Linked DNA regions of Homo sapiens: regions 1 and 2 are each linked to region 3. Evidence: chromatin contacts called from ENCODE Hi-C or POLR2A ChIA-PET data. All regions are on one chromosome and are shown on one strand. The core of a region is the stretch at or near the end of the contact, and the rest is flanking DNA. Distances in the headings are between cores, read along the strand shown. Region 1 has its middle 230 kb from the start of ZNF608. Region 2 overlaps LOC124901056 (a long non-coding RNA gene). Region 3 has its middle 81 kb from the start of LINC02240.

What was found. Hi-C counts contacts between places; a loop is a spot of excess contacts on that map. ChIA-PET counts read pairs that join two places held with the same protein, here RNA polymerase II (POLR2A). Pooled maps may share reads with other maps.
Region 1: a pooled map shows a loop between it and region 3 (4-fold over the local background). The contact joins two enhancer-like sites. A Hi-C loop is called at or near these places in 2 of 168 maps with a recorded cell type or tissue (PC-3 and endothelial cell of umbilical vein) and 2 of 50 pooled maps. POLR2A ChIA-PET finds 5 or more read pairs at or near these places in 1 of 52 experiments (BJ).
Region 2: a map of Panc1 shows a loop between it and region 3 (2.2-fold over the local background). The contact joins two enhancer-like sites. A Hi-C loop is called at or near these places in 1 of 168 maps with a recorded cell type or tissue (Panc1) and 1 of 50 pooled maps. POLR2A ChIA-PET finds 5 or more read pairs at or near these places in 2 of 52 experiments (MCF 10A and WTC11).

What each region holds. Positions count from the first base shown.
Region 1 is chr5:124,978,961-124,982,062 of GRCh38, forward strand. No RefSeq gene overlaps it. Among named protein-coding and RNA genes, the nearest start is that of ZNF608, 230 kb to the left of the region's middle. RefSeq lists enhancers at 897-1,551, 1,552-2,205. Within about 2 kb of position 1,836, at least 5 of the 41 ENCODE cell types and tissues checked have a DNase peak (open chromatin) inside an H3K27ac peak, as active enhancers do.
Region 2 is chr5:125,699,013-125,702,203 of GRCh38, forward strand. All of the region lies in intron 6 of LOC124901056 (a long non-coding RNA gene), which reads right to left. Among named protein-coding and RNA genes, the nearest start is that of LINC02240, 210 kb to the left of the region's middle. Within about 2 kb of position 1,515, at least 2 of the 41 ENCODE cell types and tissues checked have a DNase peak (open chromatin) inside an H3K27ac peak, as active enhancers do.
Region 3 is chr5:125,410,320-125,413,571 of GRCh38, forward strand. No RefSeq gene overlaps it. Among named protein-coding and RNA genes, the nearest start is that of LINC02240, 81 kb to the right of the region's middle. RefSeq lists an enhancer at 1,347-1,846. Within about 2 kb of position 1,817, at least 17 of the 41 ENCODE cell types and tissues checked have a DNase peak (open chromatin) inside an H3K27ac peak, as active enhancers do.

The DNA of each region.
Region 1 (3,102 bases), core at 586-3,085, 430 kb before region 3:
ATGGAATAGAGCCTCAAGTGTTCGCAGGGGACCATCTCTCTAACTGACGTGCAGAACAGGCTTAGCCATGCGAAATAGATGTGAGTTCAGATCCCAGACAAGACATCAAGGTTAGTTACAGGAGAGTGTCGGGAGGAGGATTCAAGGAAGAACTCAGAGTGGCCAGAATGCTTGTTTAAAGAGGAGCAGAAATTATCTGATAAACTGCGTAAACTGCTTGTCAGCTTTACAATGTAAATGAAACTATTAGCAAGGTGAAAAGCTGACATCTGCTTGCAGGACAAATCAAGTCAAATAATTATTTTTTAGATTCACTTATGCTAGAAAGCAGACGTTTACTTCCTAGTCTCTAATACTGACCAAGTCACCACACCCTCTTGGAATGTTTACTGGGGCTGAGTGAGTGGAAAGTGAGGGATGGGAGGAGGAAGGGGGATGGGAGGCTGACAGTCTCTCAGCATTGCCTTCAGGCTTTCTGTTAGTATTACCAGACATTTGAAATGGGTGACACAATGAGGATTTACACAGAAGGAAGAACTGTTTGCTTCTCTCTAGGCCGCAGAAGCTTCTGTATCTCAAAATTATTATTCCAAAATGATTTTGCTTTCCATTTACCCACAAGGACCTGACCCAAAAGGTATTTAGTTTTCAAATGAGCATACAAATAATTCAAAACAAAACAAGCTCTTAACAACAACAACAAAACCTTATTTAAAATCCCTGGAAGGCATCTAGTGAGAGCAGTATGTGACTGACGTGGTAAATTAGGCCTGCTGGAGAAAAAATCAAGACAAAATATGGATTCATTGTTATTTTGAAAGGCAGCCATCTTTCCAAGAGAATGTGTACACCACATTTTATTAAGAAATTACATCTTTCCCCATATTTTCCTTTTCTCTTTCACATGCTGGCAATGGCAAGCAGGTTGAGCAGATGTGATAAAAGAATTAATACCAGTCTTGGGAACACGTAGACGAAATATTTCTTTTGAAATACCTACCTTTAAATTCCATTAGTTCAATCTGATACTGAAAGAGCCTGGATTAGGGAAATGATTTACACAGCACAGGTTGTTTGTCCAGACTTAGAGCCCTTTTGTAATATGAAAAACGTGAAGATGAATTTAATATTTCTCCAATGAATTGGCACAGGGTTTAAAATCTTGCTTTGACTGAGATAATTGCGTTTGTTTTAGTGTTAATAAATTCACCTCGGTGAGAATTTTTCTTTTTTTTTCTTCTAGATTCATTCATAGCTGCTACACATTCATCTCTATATAAAACCTACTCTCCCCTCTGAAAAAGCAGCATAACCAGTCAACGAACAAGTATATAGGATTAGCACATTATGAAGAATAAAGAGAAGCTTTCAGCTCTCCGTCATGGATGATATTTATCACATTTTCCACGACTGGCTCTAATAACAGTGCAGAGATAAAATAGGCTTGATGCATCTTTCCTGTACAGAGAATTTTACAACAGCAACTGTAAGAAATTCAGGAGATGAAACACTTCTCCCCTCTTGCAGTTTTTATTAGTCTTAAAAATGGGAGGTGGGTGTGTGGGGGAGACTGTTTCTACAAAAGTGGGCTTGAATTTTCTGTCTGTTATGCTAATGTATTCATAGAAAAAGCTGGTGCTGAGGGCGGTTCTCCAATTAAGACAAATGAGGCACATTGAATTTCTCCCCCAGGGCACAGCAGGGGTGCTGGCAAAATCTACTTTATTCTTTTCTGTCAGGACTGAACTGGAAACAAAAGCATGAAAATTCAACACATCCACTTACAGAATAATAAAGGCTGTTGTTTAAAGCGTGAAGAGTTTTGGCACCCTTCTGGGGCCTTATGCAAATCGCTCTTCCTCTCAACTGCTACCACACCATCGGTCTTGGAAATTAAAGATGTACTTGGTCGGTTAACAGCTGAAAGGAGAAGAGCAGCCTGAAACTCAATTAGATTTGTATTAAGCAAATAAATCAGGACTGACTGATATTGGCTAAACTAAAATGCATTATGGGCTGACAGTAATTCTAATTTGATGGACAAATATATGTAGTGTGTTATTAACCTAAATGAAAGATGAGAATCCTTTTTTTTTCTTTTTAAAGGATTTTGTTCTAGTAAACAATCCGCTCTCCCTCTGAACTTACACAAAACAATAAACAGAGACTACTGGTATGGTTCTGTTTACAATCCATGCTCAAGAACACAGGAAATCTATTTTCTATTACGTGGTTAGAGTTTGAGACAAAATTATTGTGCTGAAAGACATTTGTTTTTATCGATTTATTTGGTGTAATGTAACATCTCAACACATTATTTATTTGGTACACCAAGCACGCTATTTTTATTATGGTGAGTAACACAAAAGCATAGACCTGGTATATGTCTCATTATTTATTCGGAACCCTGTAGTATAGGAGGCTTTTCCACACCAGGGCACATACAAAGGGGCCTCAAATATGGTTCAAAGTCATAAATGAAGATTTCAATAAAATCCTCCAAAGCTTTGAGGAAAACAAAAAACACTCAACAAATAGCATAAACGTGTTGGTGTGTGTGGTTGGATAAGACATTTCCTTTGAAAGAAGAGTTTTGGGAGTTTCAACTTACTTCCTTGTCTTTGCTGTTTACACCTTTAGAACTTACAGAAATGGCCAGGTGTGGTGGCTCACACCTGTAATCACAGCACTTTGAGAGGCTGAGGCAGGAGGATGGGTTGAACACAGGAGTTTGAGATCAGTCTGGGCAACATGGAGAAATCCTCATCTTTAAAACATACTTTTTGACAAACTTAGCCACGCTTGGTGGCACATGCCTGTGGTCCCAGCCACTCAGGAGGTTGAGGCAGAGGATTGCTTGAGCTTAGCAGTTCGAGGTCGCAGTCAACTATGATCACACCACTGCAATCTAGCCTGGGCAACAGAATGAGACCCTGTCTCAAAAACAACAACGAGAAAAACCTTACAGAGATTTAGGTCATTACATTTAACATCCTGCTAAATTAATAATTAACTAGTAACTTAATACTTTTGCTTTGGTTGTAACTATGTTCTATTTTCGTCACCTTTTCCTTCTGGCTATCAGATTAAAGACTCATTGAC
Region 2 (3,191 bases), core at 265-2,764, 290 kb after region 3:
AAATATTTTAATTATTAAAAGGAGAGTGAAGTATAAGGTAGTTACATAATCTTAAGCAAATTGCTTACTATTCTTGCCTAAATTTTCTTGTCTATAAAACAGGGGTAATAATAACACCTATCCTAATGGTAATTCTGAAATTAAATGAGATGATGCATATAAAGTGCTTAGAATAGCATGTAAGTGCTTTCTAAATATTAAATAAATAGTAAGTGCTTAATAAATATTAACTTTAACTATTATCTAGATCACTACTCTCTGATAGAAAGATAATGTAACCCACATATATAATGTAAAATTTTCTAGTAGCTATATAAAAAATGTTAAAAAGAAAAGAAATCAGATAATTTTGGTAATATATTAACCTAATACATTAAAAATATTACATCAATATGTGATTAACATAAAAATTGTTAATGAGATATGTTACATTCTCTTTTTCATACTACACTTACACAATTTTGTGTATATTTTACACTTAAAGTACATCCCAATTCAAACTGGCCACATTTCAAGTGATCAATTACTACATGTGGCTTATGACTTCTACTTTAGACAGGACCAATCTAGATGCTTATTAAATTTAGACATGAGGGACATGTAACTCTAAGAGAGCCATTTCTTTATAAATGGTTGCACAAACCTCAAAAAGAAGAAGAAAAGGAAAAAGAAGACAAACAAGCTTTAGGGAATGTATTAGTATCAGGGTCCTGGTATTTTCTTATTAAGTGACCTTAGTAAATACTGTGTTTCGAGTAAGTAAATAACACAAATATTGTTTGAATTTAGAAAAAGTAATTATCACTGCACTTTTTAGAAAAGTATGAAGTCTGCCATTATTTTAGAAAAAGTACATTCTTAAACTGGTAAACATAAATGGAATTCTGGAGTTAGCTTGGTTCTTAGGGAGTTAAAAAGACCCACATGGTGTTCAAAACGTTCTTAAAATATTTTTAAGAAAATGTGCTTTTGTTCTCACTGTGCTAAAGTACAAAAGCTCTCCTGAGGCACACCCTGGGCTTACCAGCTCAAGGCACTCTCTTAGGCAGTTAAAAAAAGAAAACCCCTACCTTCTCCTTGCTACATGAGCTGATTTCACAAGCCCTTTACACGCTTTATTTACTATTCATTTTCATCTTTGAGAGAGAAACTTGAAATATTTAATCACAGGATATTATTCTTTTAAAATGCTTGTTAAGCCAAGGATTTGGTAACTGGCAGAAAAAAAAGTGGCTACAACAGTCAGTTTAATTATTATCCCTGAAATTGCATTTTAAAATATTTTAATAATTAAAGAAGTTTTTGGAAAACCAAGCAAAGAACTAAGAGAATAAAGAGGCTCAAAAAATCCAAAGTAAGCCTGTCCGGTTGCATGTGTGTACACACACTTAATTCTTACATAAAGCCCAACAACATTAATCATGTCTGTAAAATGATAACCACAACGACAGCTCTCGCTCTGCAGTCAGCCATACAAGGAAGCAGTTTCCAGCTATAACCCTCTACCATGAGCAAATAACTGACGAGCAGCGGTCCTTTTGTCAGATCCTGACAACTGAATCAATAAAAAGACACAGCAAAAGTTCAATCAGAACAGACACCACTAATACGACTGGCCTTTGGGGACCCACAGAAGCGTGGAACTGCTTTTCCATGTTAATTTCTCTTCACTATCCCTTGGGGTTATCACCTTCTCTGGCCCCTGTTAATTAAAAACTGCCTCCTACTAAAGTTCCTTGGCAGGCATTTCCCTCGTGTCAGCCTATTCTGCTGACTGCTAAGAGAGGAAGAAATGAAGGAGGGGAGTGTTATGAAGCTGAGAATGTCACGATGCCAAAATCCTGCTCCTGTTCTCCCAGAAGACTGTGTGTATAATCAAATTTTTTATAGACTCATTTATAATAGTGGACTAACAAAAAAATCTAAGAACAATTAAAGATAATACTATATCAAAGTCAAACATTAGTTGATAGCTATGTAGGCAAATCAGTAAGAGGTAGACAGTCTTGTCATACTATATTTTGGTTTAGCCTTATTTTGGAATTTGTTGAATTTAAGGAATTTTAATTACACATATATGTTTCTATTTGGTTACTGAAGATAACACTCACATTTTTGCACTCTTTCTCTTCCCATAACAGAGACAAACTTACTCCTACCTCTTTGCCAATTCCCAATTAACATCAAGATTGACCTTAAGGACCAGGTTACTTTTTATCTGTGTAAAAGCCTATAAGAAGAAATTTTTAGATTTAAAAAATGTCAGCTAGGTCCTTTTAACTATGTCAATGACAAACATGAATTATCTATAAGGCTAGGTGGTCACATTATTCCAAATTGAATATCTGATTAAACATGCTTTTATTTTATACTAAAAATATAGTAATACATTTACACAATACAGAACTCCATACAGTAAAAAATAAAAGTCTCCTGGTACATCAAGATTCTCCCAATCCTCTTGCCATCATTAATTATTACCAGCTTTTAGATTTTTGTTTACATTTATAAGCACACACATATAAATATATAATATTGTCTCATTACTTTTTTTAAAGTTTAAAAAAAGTAAAAATATTTTAATAACTGAAGAGGATTCCAGAATATGAATGAGTTGAAATTAATACAAATCATTCCCAAAGAAGAAATATTTAGTTCTGTCTAAACTTTTGCTCAAAAAATTTTGCTATGGTGACCAGCATTTCACAAATGCCTTTAAAACGTGTTTTAAAAATGATTTATGTACGTGGTAAACATTCAAATAGATTTTCAGTGTGGACAATCCCTGTCTCTCTCAACAGGGAAAGTCATTCTCAGCAGTTTCTTCTGAATTTTTCAAGGGAGGCTGTGCTTTCAAGTGTGTATTTGAATAAATGCATTATATATATATGTATATAAATGTATAAACACATATACACACATACACACATATACACATACATTTTTTGATGCACAAGTGATACCATACACACTGTTCTACAAACTTGCTTCGTTTTATTTATATGGGGAAAAATTGTTACAAATCAGCCCATATGGATTTCCTGTATTCATATTTATGTAACTTTGAAGGGGTAATATATTCATTGCTCAAATACATATAAGAAAAATTATAAAATGTTTTTGTGTGTAATATATAAGAATGTATTATGTTTTTATTTCTTTTAATAATTTTTAATATTTTTATGTTTTTT
Region 3 (3,252 bases), core at 567-3,066:
AACCATGTGATAGGACCCAAACAGAGTGTATTAAAAATGAAACAGAAGGAGCCAGGTTTGTCTCAGGCTAGTGCTGTTACACGCGTAAGTTTCAGACATCCCCTGAATACAAAATGATTTTTTTTCCCCCTGCATTGACAAAAGTCCGTCTTGCAGGGGGAAAAAACAGTAGAGAATAAAACAAACAAATCCACACAAACACACAAATCTAGTTTCATGCTAGATGTATCTGTTGTGAAGCAATATGTTGGCTGAATAGGGAAAGTCAGGTGAGTTAAAGTCTTGTGGCAGCCTGATTTAAACCATGGCTACACAAACCAGAGCCCTGTCCAGATCTCAGGAAAGTGAATTATATATAATAACACTTACAGTTTCCTACTACTATTAGATTTGCCTTCTTACATAAATGCTTAAGTTATGATAAAAAACAGGGCCATGTCAGTTCCTTTCAGTCTCAGCACATTTGCTATTAGCATAAGAAATGCTGCTTATGGCAGAGCTAGTCGGGCTTGAAATTTCTGAATTAATGGATTTGATTTCCTCTTGAGACAAACCATCAGCCTTGCAGTAATGGAAATAGATATAGTTGGTAAAACAAATAAAAAGCTGGCATGCAGATAAAATGGGTTTCGGTTTAAAATAGTAATGTTGTAATTGAAGTGAACAATTACAGGGTTGCTCCTAGGCACAAAAGAAATACCATGAAAATGAAGTAATGTTTTTGTTAAGTATAGTCATTTCATGAAAATGTAGAGCTGCAGATGTCATTGTCTGCCAAAGGGAAAACTATACTTATTCTTCTATACAAAGATCATTTAATAACATTTGGCTAATTTTAATAATAATTGCTAATATTAACCCTATATTTCACTGGGAGTTTGAGGACAAAGGCTCCCTCCCCCGCCCTGTTCTTTCCCTGTCTTGGTAGTGAGCCAGGGAGAGCAAGTTCCTGTAAAAAGCCATTGGCAATGTGCTATCAAATCCCCACCCCCAGCAGCAGTCTACTCTTTTTTAATGTCTTATTTCTCTTTCTTTGTCAAGCATCTGTTATCAGGAATGGAGCCTGTTAGCTGGCAATTGGAGGTGCAGGAGGAACTGGAATAAAGAGGGGAAGGAGAGTGGGAACGCCAGGCAGGACAGGAAAGTGGGCTCTGGAATGTTCACATTTGATCCCCTGCACATTCTTTCTTTTTTTTTTTTCCTTTGGTCTGTTGCAACTTGTCTGTGAACCATACGAAATTCAGAATAGAAACTTCCATTTTTAGAACTTGAAATCTTTTCATTTTCATACACACACAAACGGAGGCAGCCAAGGCCACAGGATATCACAAGAAACATAAGTGTCTCATTGACTCTGAAAAGACAGTGACACAAATACACTTTCACAAAATGCTCAGCTGGGTCCCAGCCTGCCACTTGGCCCTTTCTCCCACTCCTCCGTTTCATTGCATTGAAGGAAGAGACATGCACTGTGTTTCCTCCTCAGGTTTTAGTAATTAAAACAATATTGTAGCTCTTTGAAGTTTTATTTGGAAATATACTGCGCTTTGTTCCCTCCAATGCTGCCTGGCTCACACAGCCTATTTGGCGCATTTGGCATCTCTTTATCCAAGGGAAGCGCTTTTCCCGGGGTTGGTATTTTTTTTTTTTTCTTGGCATCACAGCATTGAAGAAGGCACAGAGGAGTGAGAAAATGAAAGTCCCCCTTAACAAAGGATTGAGCTGTGACTTCTTAAGAGAAAAGGTTAAATTGACTGGCTGCGTGTCTTGGAGTGAAACAGGAGAAGGGCTGCTTCCCTTTTTACTCACCGCCAGTCAGAATAATTCATTTCCTAAGGCAGCCTACCTGTGACAGTCACAGGTGACCTCCCAGCCTGCTAAGCTCGGATGATTTCCCCTTCCCATTGCCCGAGTGCAGCTCCTGCCAGAAGACAAATGTACTGCAAGTCGAAGACATATCTGTAGTGCGGAGGAAAAGCAGCCTGTCTACATATGTCATTTTAAAGCCTCGCACGGAGATTTTACTGCTTTCTTCACACTCTCACACTTACATAAATACACCCACACAGTACAGGCAAGTTCCCCAGACTCCCAAGCGTTTCTCTCCCATTAGGAGACATTTTAAAACAAATTAGCACCCTCCCCAAAAGCCTATTGGCCTAAATGTGTTTATTACTTTGTTTGCTGTTTTAAAAACTCTTCCTAAAGGCGTCAAACGAGGCTGGGGAGTTCCTACAGAATTAAGCACACCCTTCGTCTGTTGAGGAATATACACATTCGACAAAGACTGAAATCTCTCTTTTTTTTTTTCCTCTTGACACAGCGGCTGGTGACACATAAATGTACTTTTTTTCCTTTGACAGAGTAATAAAAATCTCATTATCTCTGAATAGGCAGCAATTTCGTTATCTAATCTTTTTACCAAAAGGTTAGTTAATTAATCAGAAACAAATCCTGATGATTATTTCAATAGAATTAGAAAGACAAATCACCAGAGTACAGCTAAATAGGGCAGGCCTGCGGTTTCACCTGCTCATTGCCATGCAGGCCCCGTGACTGTCAGGGCTCCTCCAGGCAGACAGCCTCCGGAACAGCAGCCAGCAGATGGCTGCGCCGAGCGGCCAGCCTGCCTCCGCTCCAATGCCTGTGATCCCATTACCTCACTGAATCCGTTACCAGGGTAACTGTTAAATTGCTGTGAAAGGCATGGTAATAAAGTAACCTGTCACATTGGCAATAAAAGGAGCAGAATTTTCCTGTTCACTGAACTTTGCAGCTCATCAATACTCACTTGATGGAGAAATTCACCACTACTCCTGGGTCAGCCACAGGAATCTTTCCATAAGGCTTCTGAAATGCAAACGAAAGTTTATGTAAACACAAGAAAAGATAGAATTAAAAGCTGGATTCTTAGCTGCACAGAGCAAATGCTTCTTTTTCTGTGCAAGGGCTCTGGGAGCTTGAAGAACATCAGATTGCTCCCTTTGTTTTTGTTGTTTTTTAATTTAAAGCATGCTAGATAAAAATAACCTTTGCTGGGGAAAGACAGCTGTGATTAATTCAAGACTGGGAAAACAAAGCACGAGGAAAAAAATCCTTTGTTCCTAAAATCTGTCTTTCTTTTTTTCAGATGCTATCTTACTGGCTCTTTTTATTAAAGGGTCAGGGTGCTTTAAAAAATGATTTGGATTTGAGAGTTTTTTTTTTTTTTGTTTTTTTTTTTAAGAATGGAGAGCCTTGGTTTTCATAAGC